2 separate regions of the Homo sapiens genome follow, and region 2 is linked to region 1. A link is an interaction called in ENCODE POLR2A ChIA-PET data of the cell type or tissue named here. Cell type or tissue: Panc1. All regions are shown on one strand. Each heading gives the region's core, and the rest is flanking DNA. Links, peaks and the distances in the headings are about the cores only.

Region 1 (8,345 bases), core at 27-8,026:
CCAGGCAACCACAGGTCTACTTTCTGTCGTTACAGATTGTTTGCGTTTTCTAAATTTTATACAAAAGTGTAAAAATAACAGAATGCTCTGTTTCTTTCAATCAACATAATTTTGAGATTCATCTATGTTGCTAAATTAGTACTTTGATCTTTTTTATTGCTAATTATTATTTCTTTGTGTGGACACATTGCAGTTTATACATTCATCTGTTTTATAGACATTTGGGTCCCCTCCCTCTGATTTTTGATTATCAAAAAATAATTGCCATAAACATTTGTGTACAAGTTTTTGTGTGGCTATATGTTTTCATCTTAGGCAAATATCTAGGAGTAGAATGTCTGGATTTAATGGTAGATGTATGTTCAGCTTTAGCAGAAGCTGCCAAACATTTTTCCAAATTGATTTTACCATTTTGTAGTCCCAAGAAAATAGATACAAATTTTAGTTGCTTTATATTCCAACCAACATTTGATGTTAGTCATTTTAATTTTAGCTATTTCAATGAGTATGTAGAGGTATCTCATGGTGATTTTAACTTTTTTCCCTGATGACTTATGATGTTGAGCACTTTTAAATGTACTTATTAGATGTCATGTGTTCTTCTCTGAAATGTCTTTTCTTTTTTTTATATTTACAGCAGCTTTGTTCGTAATTGTCAAAACTTGGAAGCAACCATGATGCCGATATCCTTCAGCAAGTGAACAAATAAATTAACTGTGGTACGTCCTGACAATGGAATATTATTCAGCACTAAAAAGAAATGTGCTATCAAGCCATGAAAAGCCATGGAGGAAACTTAAATGCATATTACTAAGTGATAGAAGCCAATCTGAAGAGGTTACATACTCTGTATTCCAAGTATATGACATCTGGAAATGACAAAACTATGGACACCATAAAAAGATCAGTGGTTACCAGGGGTTGGGGATTGGGGGATGGATACCTGGAGCACAGAGGATTTTTAAGGCAGTGAAACTAGTCTATATGACACTATAAAAATGGATACGTGTCATTATACATTTGTCAAAGCTCATAGGATGTACAACAGCAATAGCAAACTCTAATGTAAACTGTGGACTTTGAGTGATTATGATGTGTCAACATAGGTTCATCGGCTGTTAACAAATGGACCCCTCTGATGGAGCTATAAATATGTGACAACTTGAATTCTGCTTAATGGACTTCCTTTCTTTCTTATTTCCTTTCTTTCTTTCTTTCTTTTTTTCTTTTTTTTTTTTTTGGTTTGTTTCTTGCATCTTATGTTATCTCTATGGTAAGTTTAGCTAAATGAAAAATTCCCAGGATTGTAAACTGATTGATTAGAAATTATTTGATTTTTCTTTATTTCATTTTATGTTACTTTTTAAGACCCAGTCAAGGAACATTTCCATATGATGTGCGTGTATCCATAGAATTATATCATGGCTGCATATGCAGTTTTAGCCTATGCTATAAAATGCCTGCTTTTTAAAAAAAGACGTTATTTTCTTAGAACAGTTTTAGGTTCACAGCAAAACTGAAAGGAAGTTACAGAGATGTCCCATATACCCCTTGCCCCCGCCACACATTTGAAACATCTTTTCAAATCTTTTCCTCATTTATTAAATAGCTTGTTTTTCTCATTATTGAGTTGTGATATATCTTTATGTATTCTGAATAAAGTCCTTCGTCAGATCTACATATTACGAATAACTCCTCTCACTTCGTGGCTTGCTTTTTAATGTTCATAATGTTGTCTTACAAAGAGAAAAAGGTTTTCATTTGATAAAATACAATTTTTTTATTTTTAAAATTTATGATTTTGTGTTTTCTGTGTTCTGTGTAAAAATCTTTGCCTATCCCAGGGATACAAAGATTTTTATTCTTTTTTTATAAGAAGTTTTATAGTTAAGTTTTACCTTCAGGTCTGTGATGTATTTTAAGTTAATTTTTTCATATGCCATGATGTAAGAGATAATGATCCTTTTTATACAGATACCTGTGTGCTTTCACTCCAGCAGTATATAATCGATAAATATTTCTACATATAATCTATCTCTATATCTACATTAATCTAACATGAATTCATATTAATGTCTCCTACTCTAATCAATTACCATATAGATCATTCTAGCTATTGTCAGGTTTTAGATTTTAGTATATATAATAGTACACTAGTTGTTACTGGGTTTTACTTAGTAATTCCATTTGTTTAATAGCTATAAAACTATTCAGAATTTCTCTTTCATGTTGTAGTTTTGCTAATTTTTACCTTTAAAGGAATTTGTCCATTTTATTTAAGTTCTCAGGTTTATTTTACTTCTGTTTTTTTGGTCCTTTCTGTGTTTCGGTATCTGTCCTGAAGACGCCTGACTTGGTGCCTTTGCCTGACAACTCTTTAGTGTTTAACTAAAGGCAGCGAAACCATCCCCAGACATGAATTGGCATGAGCAGAAGAATCACATTAAAAGATTGGCTAGAAAACCTATTGCTGTTTAAAGAAAAGGATTTATTAAAAGTAAGAGCATCAGTGGTGCATCCTTATGTCCTCCCTTTCTTAGAAAATCAGTTTTCATAATTTCTCTTTGAATCTGACAGGCTTTAATTATATAACTGGTAGAGAAATTTAACTTTGATTTTCAACATGCAAGAAAAAGAGCCAGGAAACTATATGTATATATTAATGTATTAGCTAATATTTAGTGCAGAGAAGTACAAAGGAGAAAACAAGAGTTGGATAATTTTCCTTGTCAGATAACTTTTTGGTATTTTTATAAAATTAGCAATGTATGAGGCTAAAAATATACAAAAATGTACAAGTCAAAAAAATAAAATTCTTTTCCTTTGTGCCCACCCCACCTCCCAGGCTTTCTCCAAAGTGTAACTGATTGACGGTTTTATATATCTTACAGTGGGGGTTGGAGGTCATTGCATGTCCTTGTGTCTTTCTTTTCCCTGCACGTTTGTATGTTTATTTCATAACAAAATAATCATACTAGATAGACTGTCCTACACTTTGCTTCCTTCACTTGCATTATGTGATATTTCCATATAATTTCATACAGGTCTAATTTATTCTTTTTAATGACTTTACAGTGTTTTATTATTTTACAGTCCCACATCCCTGCAGATGGACTTTGGTCGTATCTAGTTTTAATCTTTTACAGACAGTGCTGCAATGGACACCCATATGTGTGAAGATAAGGCCATGCCACACACAAATAATTAAACACACATATTAACATAAAATTTTTTCATGTATATTCAGGGGCATTTTTAGAAGTAAACTTTATTTGAGTGTGTGTATATGTAGTAAAATTACTGGGTCAAAGACATGTTTATTTTATATTTTGATAGGTATTGGCAAATTTTCCTTTTGTAAAATTATACCAAATTATTATCTCACTTAACAATTTATGAGAGCTCACATTTCCCAGCTCTCTAACAGCTCCAGATGACCTCAAACTTTTAAATTTGTTGTCTTCCTGAGAAGTAAAACATGATATCCCATTTATTTTTTTATTTACATTTTCATGAATGAGTGAAACTGAATATCTCTTGTATGATAACTATTTATATTGCTGTCTGTACATTGCCACTTCACATCCTTTTGCCATTTTTCTGCCAGGTTGTAAGTCATTTTCCTATTGGGTGATTTGAATAAGCTGTCACTAAAAAAAAAAATCTATAAATATGGCAAAAATGTTTTTCCTTGATCTTTTGACAATGTTCATGTTTTGGTAGGTTTATAATTTTTCTGTTAAGGGGAAAAAAAAATCCCTTAACCATATAACTGTGTACTTTCCAAGAAGTATTTTTATTTTTCCCCTTAAAGGTATATCTCACTATGTAGGTAGAGATTCTTCTTTCATTCAAAGAATAGCTCAGTATTCTTTTATCAGAGAGAAGGGTAGAAGAGAGAGTCATTTGTGCTTTCTAGGTGCAGGCTGCCCAGGCGAATAGCTTGGCTGAGTGTTTGGTTTTCTCCCTGTGGTTGGATGAAACATTTTTTAGTTTTTTATTTTTCCCTGCTTCCCAATTAATTTGGGGCAAAAGAAACCTGAAATAAACACTAAGAGAAATATTGTTCTTAGTTTGCTTTCAAATTTAGAATGTATTCTGTAGATAACATAAAGTAGACTTAAAAATTCTAGATTCTAAACTTTTGACACCATTTATATTGTGTATGTGTTTAAAACACAAGTAACTCTCTCTATGAGTTTTCTCCATTTAAGCCAGCTTTAGTTTGGGGCATTTTTCTTTAGATGACACTTTTATCTTTTCCACTTTAAGAGGCTGTAAGTTGTAGAGAGAAGGTTAATCTTAGAAACTCTTTAATTAACAACAACAAAAAAATACCTATCAAGATTCCCAGACTTTATTTGCTTCCTCTTAGCCATAGTTGTGATAAAAGACTATGCCAAATTTTTTTTAGATATTGAAAGAACTTTAGAGACCACGGAAGTGAGATTTTTAATCAGGTGATTGCTGGAAGTGAAGATTATTGTTTTTCACAAGAGAGCAGAGAAATCCTTTGAGACCCAAGATTGCTTTCCAGCTGGCCATCTCCTAGGCATTCACACTCCTAGGCTTGCTGGGAAGTCCTCAGAGCTCTGGCGGTGCTTCCAATCTTTTCTCACAAGGTGCCTTGCTGTTTGGCTCCTGAGTCATGAGGCACCAACAGTTTGACCAGGCTCTCTACCCAGCTTCGAGCCTAGTGAGCAGCTTTACTCTTCCTCCTCTTAGGATGGAGGAATCAATCTGCAATTACAACTTTCTAGGGGCCTGCAAAATCTGCAATTTGCCTATGGTGGGCAGTCAATTGACCCACCTTAGAGAAAAGTTAGGCTTGGTGATTTCACTCTTCCTCTTATAAACCCTTAGAGCTAAGCAAAAGAAAAATTGCAGGCAACCTGTCATAGAATCTGGCTATTTTATATGAGCTCTGGGGTGACTTAGAAATGGTTGTGATTTTTGTAGCCCTTTGTGTCTTCAAAAGAGCTGGCTCGGCACAATTTCCAGGGAAGCATAATGTTCCTTTGGATTTTTCTCATTTTTCCTTCTGACTTATACCCTATGGTTTCCTATGTCCCCGGCTTCCCTCTGACTGGATAAAGTCTCTAATCAGATGCACTTTCCATGCTCAGAAGTGTTCTACCATCAAAAATTACCTTCCTCCTTCTTTTTCCTTCAGAAATTATTACCAAATTCTTTTTCTTTTCTTTTTTTTTTTTTAATTGAGTTAGGTTTGATTCAGTATTAACATTTTCCTCTTTTTCCCCTAGCTTTGCATTCTATTAGCTCTTTTACTTATAATTAGAGAAGAGTAGACAATGTCCTTGTGATGCTAAGGATATTCCACACTTGGCTCCTTTTCAATAGTTCTGACTCAGCAGAACAGGAGGGAGCAGCATGGAATGCATGGTGGTCACCCTGGGAAACTTGGAGCAACACGGTCGAGTCCTCTAAAAGGTCAGCTCCATGAGGGAAGCGTAATTTTCTATTTTATTCCCTGCTGTTTTCTCAGCCCCAGAACAAGGCCTGGCACATGTACGTGCTCAGCAAATACTTGTTGAATAAATGAATGAGTAGATCAATGCTTTGTTTCTTCTCCCTGGTCCACCAAATAGGAAAAATATATTTGTGAACTGATTGATCTCTAAATTGTGCCATAACAAATCTTCTCCAAATGTAATAATTTTAAACAGCAATAATCATATATTATCTCCCACAATTTCTATGGACTAGTGAAACCACCATTGAAAAATTATAACCGAGACAGTGAAAAAGATCTGACCCAGGCAACGCCATCTTGCTTCTAACCTCCAAGCTATCCTTGTTCATTCCTGGGCATAGGCTGAACTAACTTTGGTGGAACTTAGTTTATAGTTTAAAACAAAGATGATAATAGCCTTTTCTCAAAACTAACCTCCTTCTTGCTTGAGGACTAGACTGCCTTTGTAGGACTAACAAATTAGCCACAAGATTAGAAATTATGGTTTAGGAGTCATGCAGCTGGAGGCTACAAGTTTCTGACCCTCCCCAAATGGCTCCTGGGGATAACATCACCATTGTAAAACCTAAGAGCAATACTTGAGATATTTTGCAGACTCTGCACTTGATGGATCAACTGGCACCACCCAGATAGATAAAATGGCTCATTTGATCTTGTGGCCCCCACCCAGGAACAGACTCAGCACAAGAAGACAGCTTCAACTCCCTATAATTTCATCTCTGACCTAATCAGTCAGCACTGCTGACTCACTGCTCCACCCCCCACATCAAATTATCCTGAAAAACCCTGACCCTCAAATGCCTGGGGAGACTAATTTGAGTAATAATAAAACTTGGGTCTCCCACACAGCCATCTCTGTGTGAATTACTTTCTCTATTGCAATTCCACTGTCTTGATAAATTGGCTCTTTCTAGGCAACGGGCAAGGTGAATCCCTTGAGCAGTTACATTAGGGTGTGGCTTGACCTATGATTGGTTTTGACTCAGTCTCTTGTGAGGTTGAAGTCATGAAATTGAAACCACCTTTGCATAAATTTTATTGGTGATAAAATTATGGTAGTAAGGGAGATCTGATCTAGCCAATCCCCATCCTGCCTTTAGCCTTCAATCTGCCCTTAGTTATTCTTAGGCTTAAGCCAAACTAATCTTGGTAGACACTTAGTTTATAGTTTAAATGATGATAGCCTTTCCCCAAAACTCAACTGCCTTTGTAAAGCTAATGAAAGACCACCAGGCTAGGAGGATAGAGGAGCCTGAATTCTACTAAGGTGTAGACATAAAGGATTGCCAGCCATTATTCCTGGGGTCACAAAATATGCAACTTCCCCAATTACTCCTGCAGATAACATCACTGTTGTAGAACCTAAGATTGGCCTTTTGAGATATCTTTTCAAGTTTTTTGCATATCTGACTACTGATGACTCTGCCTGGACCAGCCAACCACTCCTGTAGCCCCACCCAGCAGTGACTCAGCACATAGGAGCAACATTTCCCATACCCCTATAATTGCAGCCCCAACCAATCAGCAAGCACCCATTGCCTAGCAATCTCCACCTCTTCCCCCAAACTAGCTTTGAAAAACCCCTAGCTTCTGAGCCTTTGAAGAGACTGATTTGAGTGATAATAAAATTCTAGCTTCCCATCATCTGGCTCTATGTGTATTAAACTCTCTATTGCAATTCCCCTGCCTTGATAAATAGGGTCTACCTGGGCAGTGGACAAAAAGAACCCATTGGATGGTTACAATATCAGCTAATGGTTTCCAGGGACTTTTGGCTAGAACATCCACTTATAGCTTCTCCATGTGTCTTGGGCTTCCTCAAAACATGGTGGCTAAAGGGCAGCATTGAGAGAGAGAGAAATAGAGAGGTAGAATATGTCCTGCCTTTAATGACTTTGTTTTGGAAGTCATGCAGCACCACTTCTATGTCATTATATTGATCAAAGGATTTACAAAGATCCCCTCAAGCTCAAGAGGAAGAAACAAAGACCCCATATCTTGACGGAGGAATGCTAACATCACATGTAAGAAAAGCATGTGGAATGGAATAGAAATACATACGGATGTGACCACTTTTAGATAAAGCAATCTGCCATAGGGTATGACTCCAGTTGCAGCATACACACAAGAACGCACACACACAAATCTTCCCCTGAGCCCTGACAATAGTGGGATTGAGGCTAACTAGGGCTCATGAGTTTAGATTTCAATTAGCAAAGAAGTATGGGGATTCTTCTGAAATGTTCACCTATAGGGATGAGAATTGCTTTGTGCAACCTCTTGCAAAGCATTCTTTGAATTGCATCTGACACTCATTTGAAGGGTATTTAAAGGAAAAGAAGGCTAGGAGTCAAAATTGAAAGTGCAAATTGCAAATGCTTCCCTTCTAGAGTGATAGGGCTATAAATACCGAGGCTCTTTCTGTTAAACAACAAATGGAAATGCTCCAGAATCAATGAGAGATGTTAGCACCAGGGAAAAACAGCATCTTAAATCCTTACATTAACAATTAAATCAGACACTTTTGACACTTTCTCGGAGACACTCCTGGCAGTACTTTATTCTTCATGGCACGATTCAGAAACTCACAGCAGGTGACAAGCATATTTTGGAGGATCATCAGTTCAGCTTTCCCAGCACTCTTCCCAAACATAATTCAATATATTATATTCGAGCCAGTTTCAGGTTTTTTGAAAAAAGGTGATGGGTAAAAGTAAGTAGGCTTCCAGAAATGTGCTCCATGGCCTTAAGAAGCTAATGGCTGCAGAGAGAGAACTGACCTTCTCAATAAGAGTTGAATATTAACACACTCAGAAAAAGAAACTGATTTATTCATAAGATCCCAAGGACC
Region 2 (8,345 bases), core at 64-8,063, 240 kb before region 1:
GTAGAGTTTTTAAGCCAATCAGAGACAAGTTTTCACAAATCTTGGGAAAACGGAATGTGATGGCATCTGGCGGAACTGACACATAGCAATCATAAATGGGGAAATAGAGGAGGGCAGAGATAGCAGAAAAAAGCAAAGACAGCTGGCTCTTCTCCCATTTCTCATATACCTATGGAGGAGGGAATGGAAACTTGTGCAAGGGGGCTTTACAATGTCAGTTGGGGGAGGAGGCCACATTTTGAACTGTACTTCATAGTCCCTGAAGGTCCTTGATGGCCTCCACCCTGGAGTTAACTATAATACATTTTGAAAGTTAATAAAATAAACAGTTGATAATTACCTGAGTAGAAAAACAGTCTCTCCTGGCTACAAGTACCATCACAAGCAGTAGTCTTCAAATTTTTGTTGAAGTACCCCCGAAAAAAATTATGAAAAAAAGATGTAAAACAACACGTTTTAAGTAGACAAGTTTTAAAATCTTAAGAAGTAACAAAAACTGTAATTTCTCTCATACTGTAAACCAGGACATTTTAACATAAAAACCTTAAATGTAGGTAAAGAATCAAAATACCATAGTGAGTTGATAACCACTGTTGCTTTAAAAGTGTACGAATGACTTCTTAAACAGTGTGAAATTATACATTGTTTTATTTTCCATGACCTGATATTTTCATTTTCCTTTCTCTCAGTATTCTATCCTGATATATTCATCTTTGAAAGTTTTCACTCATACTCTTATCCTATTTATATGCTGCAATAATATTTATATACGTTAAATTTTTCTATTTATTTTCTGTAACTACAGGCCTTAAGTGTGAACATTTTTTCTTCTGTGTTTAGTTATTATTATAAGCATTTTTATACACAGTTAATCAAAACGCAATAAATATGTTAAAATACTGAACACATAGTTATAAGGAGGAAAATTTTACTGAACTATATTACTTAATGAGGAGTGTAACTTTTATTTTGTTAATGGATTCATAGATCCATAAATAAATATTACTTGCTGCTAGAGTAAGACAGATTTCAGCCTTACTACTATTGCTATTTTGTTTAAAAAGAGGCACTAAGAAGCCTTATTCACATAAATAAGTAGATACAAATGGAAGGAATTTTTTAATAGCATTCTCACTCAATTCTTCAAACTTTTTCCTCATGGGGAGGGTTATGCTTCTCTTGTGCAAAGTGGGAGAAAATAATCAATCGCAGAAAGGGAGGTGGGAGTGTAAAGCCATGGCTAAATTCTCAGATGGATTATTTTATTAATTAGGAAATAATAACATAGAAATTGAGGATCTGGAAAGTGCTCTCAGTGCCTCTATCTACTCCTGGGTACCCCTGGATACGTTTTTATGTATCCCTGCGTGTACATACATCTCAGTTTGTATATTGCTTGTCTAGAGCTCTCCAATGTGGTCCTGCAGCAGCAATATCAGCATTACTTGAGGATTTGTTGGAAATGAAAATTATAAGTTCTCCACCTTAGAATCAGGTGTCGATATTTACTCAACCAAATCAGATAGCAAAACTTCATTTTAATAAAGTAAGCACTAGATTCCTCTGCTCCTCAAATGAACAGTTTGCAGGAAAGCGTACTACAAAGAATATAATCTTTTCAGGAATGTCCATTCTGCTTGCTCTTTCAAAGGAAGAGAGCCTCTCTCCTTACTATGTATGTGCATTCCCCCAAATGCCTCAGAGTGTGGGATTATTTAGGATAAAGCTGACAAAGAGACAGAAGACCGAAAGCTCAGTGTAGCCCCAAAGGTCATTTTTTGATAGTCTGACTATCTTCTGCACAAAGCCCCCAAAGGCAGGAACAAAGTCTTACTTACACAGTAAGGATACAAAGATGTTTGTTGAACTGAATTTAAATAATAGTGTTTAAATACAATGCAAGAAGTGATATGTTTGGCATCTTAAAATCTGCCAATGATTTTGTGCTCACAGGACAGTTTTCCCAAGACCCTGGAAGGGGACTTGATGCAGTAACAAACCAACAATGATGAGGAAGTAGAGACTAAGGCAACAATGTATGAACAAGAAGGAATTAGCATCCGTCATTAGGGACCACCAAGGCTATCAGCTCTGGGAAATATTTTGGCATTTTATTCCTGTGTTTTTCAGTGCATTTAATATATGCTTCATTAGCTGATTTCACTGCATTCTGCTCACTACGGTTTTTATTCTGTAGGCTATCGTCTTAAGTATAAAATTATGACATGGGTCTTGAAGATATGCTATTTAAGTACACCCTCCCTGTGCTGCCACTTGAGAATGCCTAATCCCATCCCACACCCTCATCTTCCACACGATGCACGAAGAGTTTATGTCTCTTGCCTAAGACATACAACCAATTATCAATTGGAGGATTGGGTCTCCCTACTAAGTGCTCTCCTCCTGACAGCACCCTGCTGTAAGAATTCTGGAAGAAATCCCTACTTTAGTAGTAGAAAGCTCTACAGTCTGCAACATCAGGATTCTAGTGTCAGCTTCACGGTGCAGTGTCTTAGGTACTGAATAGACCATTTCATGTCACTGAGTCTTGCTAAAAATCCTATTTGACTCTACAATTTTATGAAGTCTGTCAACTTTGAGACATCTCTGAGGAATCTGAAGCTCAGAAATTTATGATATTTGTGATTAGATTATTACCTCTGTTATCTTCAGTACCCTTCCCTCCTCAGCTCCACTTGACTTTGCTAATAAAGCTTTTATTTTTCTGCCTCGGGGATTCATACAGTCTTTAGAAGACGTTTGAGAGTTTAGGCTTGGAATAGGCAAAGGGAAATGAATTCTAATGAAAGGAATTTCTTCTTATTTGTTAAAAAAACAAAATAAGAACTCCTATTTTATGATTGAATAAAAATATGAAGAACTAGGATTGTTAAGATATAAAAAGACCTCTCAGAAGCTATCTTTTATGCAAAATAGACTGCATCACTGTGATCTTCAGTGCCAAGCTAGAATGATCACAGGCACAGCAATCCCCAAAGCAAGCTCTTCTCTTTATGCATAATTTTAATATCTTCCTATCATGAAAAAATGATATTTGATTACTGAGAATTCCACTTCTTACCCTGCCCATCATATATTATTTCTCTTCAAAATACACTATAGAAAGATGGAGGAAAATCCTCTTTCCATTGAAAAGAGGGTCTAAGGTTCTTTAGAAATGGTTGTGTCAGAGGTCCAATAACTCCTTTGAACGACCAAGTCTCTGCATTTTTGTCATTGTATTCCCATCTATGTTATTTTCTGCAGTAATTTACTTGTCAGAAAGATCACAGGAAACTAGCAATTTACTTTGTGCACAAAGCATTGTGTGGCTGTGACTGCCTTTTCTCATAGGGCTGTAATCTTTCATTTGTCTAAATGAAATGATGGATGAGCAGGTATCACCACTTGGCATGCCAAGGCTGCTGTTCGTCCACGCCTCTCCCGCCTTCATGGCAAAGTGCCTCTGGCTGAGACACCCCTAAAAAAGGGGGCTGCTGGACCTAAGAGAAGGCTCTACATGAGGTTGACAACCAACCACTGGAGACCAATCCCTACAAGCAGAAATGTTTACATTGCTTAATATAGCTTAGTATCCTTGTATAAGAAAAGAGCCAAATAATTTCTTCTTTTGCATATCTAAAAATGTTGATAAACATATTAAATATTTCAAAGTTGTCTACCATGAAATAAGACAGAAAATATATTGCCTAACACTGACCCTTCTCCTTTTTTTTCAGCCAAAGGAAAATAAGCTACAGCATCTGTTAATAACTATTGGATTTCATTCATAAAGATGCGTTGATTGCCTCCCCTACACACACTCCACTTTTTAAGCTCAAACTCTGAGCTGAATGAACATAAACAGGCTTAACAACTTCATAATTTTCCCAGGCTTCGTTCCCATTCACCCATTTCACGTAAATGACAATAACCAAAATGAAAAGAGCTTAAAGTTTAATAAGAAGGTTTCACTTGAGATAATTATAGAGGCTTTGGTAGGCTTTCAGAACCCTCTTCATTATCAGAAATAGTTGGGAGATTTTTACTTCAATTCTGTCTGTGCAATTTACAGTGTGAGTACCATGCCCCAGAAACTCTGTTGTCAGGGATGTGAGCAAATGTTGAAGCCAAGGAGGTTTCTGGTATGCAAATGTCAAGCCCTCAGGGTCACCACTGTCAAGAAACAGAGAGCAAAAGGTGGATGTCCTCAATCTGGCAAAGGGTGTTGACAAAAAGCAGTCAGCAAAGAGCATATTTAATGTTGAAATTTTGAAAACATTTCTGCATGAGTTGTGGGAAGTAAAGTTTTTGTCAAGCAGAATTCTTACCCACTCCTTTCTCATACCACACATTTCCTCTTTAGGAGGCAAGTTGAGCAAAGATATATCAAACATCTACTCTGTGTTTAAGCATTAAGAGTGCAAAGATAAATAACAGATGGTTCTTGCCCTGAAAGAGCTTATGCATTATTGGACAAGGCAGGCAGAATCAAACTGACTATATCAAGATAAGTGCATACCAGCCATAGAAACAGAGCACTATGAGGCAGAGAACCCCCAAAATAGACATTATGTATACTTTTTCATATGCTGTCACGCATCCCTTAATGATGCAAATAGATTCTGAGAACTTCATCCTTAGATGATTTTGTCGTTATTTGAACATCGTAGAGTGTACTCACACAAACCTAGATGGTGTAGCCTACTGCACACCTAGGTTATAAGGGATGGCCTGTTACTGCTAGGCTACACACCGGTACAGCACGTTACTGTACTGAATTCTGTAGGCAATTGTAATGCTGTTGTGTATCTAAACATATCTAAACAAAGAAAAGGTACAGTAAGGATACAGTATTATAATCTTATGGCACCACTGTCTTATATGTGGTCCACCATTGACCGAGACATCGTTAGGCAGTGCCTGACTATATTTAGAAAGATGTGAATGTTTCTGTAGAGACTTTGGGAAATGACATACACTTAATTGTATCGAGTGTACTGGGTTTCTGAGTAACAAGTCATGCATGCATGCATGCACTCATTCATTTATTGGGCTTTACTTTACACCAGGTGTTTTGCCAGATCTTGGGGCTACAAAAATAATTTTGAATTGTCTTCTGCTCACAGGAGCTGTATGCTGGATATTGGAAAGTAGATTGAGAGGCCTTGAATGATATGTAGTCAAACACTATTCTGCAAGCATAAGGGTGCCAGGAAGATTTGGTTGCTTTCGTTATTGAACAAAAGAAAGAAGGCTATGCTAAAATCTTTGGAAAAAAACAATATGAGTGGAGAGGTTGGATTGGAGTGGGGAAAGACTGGTGTCAGGGAGGCACAATTGTTCTTGTCCAAATGATAAGGGCCTGAACTTAGAGTAGTACTTAGGTGTGTAGGGGAGACATTTTTAAAATAAAATAGAAAGAAAATAGTGTCTAGTTCAAGAATTTGTACTGCAAGCAAGAACAAGTGTCTCTGGCTATGAGAGTAGAAAGGACTTTATTGGGAAAATTTTATTAAGACTGGTTGGGATAACCAATGTGAGAGTTGAGAACCAGATGTTAAAAATGTAAAACAAACAACACAAAGGCAAATAAGGCTCTGGACAGCCAAGAGTAGGGAGGAGCTTCACCATCGCTGGAAGGAAAGATGTGGCTCAAATGCACTGGTGTAGCTGCTGCTACTCAGCATGACTCCCTCTGAACCTGTTGCCCCTAACACTCTGTTCCAATGATGTTAAGCCAACTGGGTGCCAAGCCTGAGGGTGCAGGGAGAGTATGTCTCTTTCTTAGGAAAGGAGAAGATTGTGTGTCGTTAAGTCTGGTGGCTTCTCCCAACTGGAAAAGGAGGTTTGGACATTGAACAGCCTCCCAATGGCAATTGTTCACCCCAAACCTTTATCATGGGAGACTTCAGAAGATCTAGATTTATTGACACAGTGAATGATAATGCCATAATTGACATAGGACATAGAACCAGAAGGAATGCAATAGCAAGTCCAGGTCAAATTAAATTTGAGATATTTTTTAGAAAGCTAAGTAAAAGCCCAGAAACTGGTTTTGATCTGGATGTCAGCACAGAGGCCAGCACTAAAGATGGAGTCCTGGAATTCCATTATCTAGTTGTATTATACTCCCTCTACATTCTACTGTCTGTCCATAACTCAGAACCACCTGAAAATACTCTACCCAGTTCTAGACTTGCTGCTATTATTTCACCCTCCTGTGTATTCTTGTATTTCATTCTATTCCCCGGTCATTCAAAATAGTATTTGGTCCTACAGTTGGGTGGAAATTATTCCTCAATTGCTCAACCCCAACACTGCTAATTCAGAGAAAAAAATGTGCCAGGAATTTCTCTGTCTCCATCCCATGCTCAGACACCACCTTTCCTTCATACCAAATTAATCACTTTGGGGTGTGCTCACTGGTGATTCCACACATAGTTAAGAGATCAGAAGTCAAGTATTTTTCAGTAAGAAAGCTCCAGTGGATAAATGGAAAAGGAGACAGGGGAGGTTATCCTGTCTATGATCTGATTTAAGGCTCTCGCATCACTCATCTTAACGTTGTCCCTGACATCATTCTCCACTCCCACTTGGCCTGGGATGCTGCATTCCTGCTGCCTGCTGCATCAGCTTACTGATGGTTTTGCATAGAGATTTTCTAACTGGGATTCCAGGTAGGGACTCATGAGGAAGTGAAAGGGAATAGGGAAGAGGCAAAACTGGGAGGCTTTGGGTCCTATTTTTCTGTTTCACCATAGCAACTCAGATTTTTATCTTTTTATAAATTAGTCTTTAATTTAAAATTTCCTTTGAGTACAGGTTTCCGATGTTACAAACAAGTTTATAAATCATTGCTATCTTAGTGCATTCAGGTTGCTATAACAAAATATCATAAACTGGGTAGCTTACAAACAACAGAAATTTATTTTTCACACTTCTGGAGGCTAGAAAGCCCAACATTAAGGCAGCTTCAGTGTCTGGTGAGGGCCTGTTTTCTGGCTTATAGAGGACACCTCCTTGCTGTGTCCTTACATGGTGAAGAAGTATAAGGCTCCCTCAGGCCTCTTTTATAAGGACACCAATCCCATTCATGAAGGCTCTTCGCTCATGACCTTGTCACATCCTGAAGACCCTACCTCCTCATACCATTACCTTGGGGGTTAGGAGTTCAACAAATAAATTTTACAGGGATTTAAACATTCAGTCCACATCAGTTGCTTATTTGATAGTTCTCAAAACCTTTCTGGCATCAGGATGCATTCACACTTTTAAAAATTATTAGGGCCTTTTTTTCCCCCAAGATGGTGGATTGGAGGAATTGTTAGCATGCCTCTCCCACTTGGAAAGACAAAATAGTTTGTAGAGACTCATGCTGTGAACTTGTTTCCAAGAGGCAACACAGGAAATTAACAGGAAAACTGAAAAATAAAAATAACAGAACCTTTGAAAGAAATGGCAGGCTGAGCCTATGCCTTGAGTGAGGAGGAAAATTGTAAGTCCCCAGAGTGTGAGAGGGGGAGAAACTGCCCCCAGGATATACATTCCCCACTGGGGAACCTGGCAATCCAGGCCACAGGGGAAGGCCTTATCTCAGTGCTGGAGTTGATTTAGTGTGTGGTGGGAAGTGTATGAGAAGGAGTGGCATTGGACATAATTTATAAGCACTCCCAGACTCCAGCTGGGATGAAGGGAACATATCCTTGATCCTACCTCCCAGGGGACCTCGCAGAAGTCTGTTGGCGAACTCAGTTGGTGGTCACAGGTGGAGGGAAGCTCCTGAGATTCATGATGTAATTTCAAGTTGGGACAAACCTCCTTGGCCAGAACAAAGGGGTCAGTGGGAAGTGTGTTGTAGTCATGGGCACAGGAACTGGATGCCCCTACTTCACAGACGGACTGAGAGGGGCATGGCCTGAAAGCTGTGGTTTCTGTCTCACAGGGAAGGTTTATGGCCTGAGGGAGATTTTAGTTCTGAGCTCAGACTGCCTGGCACTTAGCTAGCCACTGTTAGTGGAACACCGTAGGTTGGAGATCTAACTTGCCAAGTGCGTGGGTGTTGGGTGGGGCTTACTGTCACTTGTTACTCCCCAATCCCTCTGTGGCCTCCCTGGACTATTACCCCAGCAGCCAGAGAACTGCTCACTGGGGCCACTGCTTGCATCTGCATGTGGAGAGGCAGAGTGTGGACTTACCTGATGCAGCCCCTACCTGGCTTTGCCCCTCCACCTGCCCTGGTAGCTTAACACAAAGGACAGAAACCTCTGGGAGCTCTGTGGCTCTGCTTGTTGCCTGAGAAACCAGAGTACTTCCCCTGAGTAGCATAAGGCAAGCACAAATCC

What was found. Peaks named below come from ENCODE experiments on the same cell type or tissue, not always from the same donor. Only the 100,000 strongest peaks of a DNase experiment are listed, where the experiment ranks them.
Region 2: POLR2A ChIA-PET joins it to region 1 with 7 read pairs; 3 of 35 experiments call an interaction of 5 or more read pairs at or near these places.

Annotation. Positions count from the first base shown.
Region 1 is chr2:150,145,125-150,153,469 of GRCh38, reverse strand. LOC105373682 (a long non-coding RNA gene) reads left to right here. Exons shown (of 2, transcript XR_923467.3): 2 at 638-2,837. Among named protein-coding and RNA genes, the nearest start is that of LINC01818, 20 kb to the left of the region's middle. In Panc1, for the core only: no CTCF peak of the experiment used is centred there; no DNase peak of the experiment used is centred there; H3K27ac peaks cover 1,202 bases.
Region 2 is chr2:150,387,789-150,396,133 of GRCh38, reverse strand. No RefSeq gene overlaps it. Among named protein-coding and RNA genes, the nearest start is that of RND3, 96 kb to the left of the region's middle. In Panc1, for the core only: no CTCF peak of the experiment used is centred there; no DNase peak of the experiment used is centred there.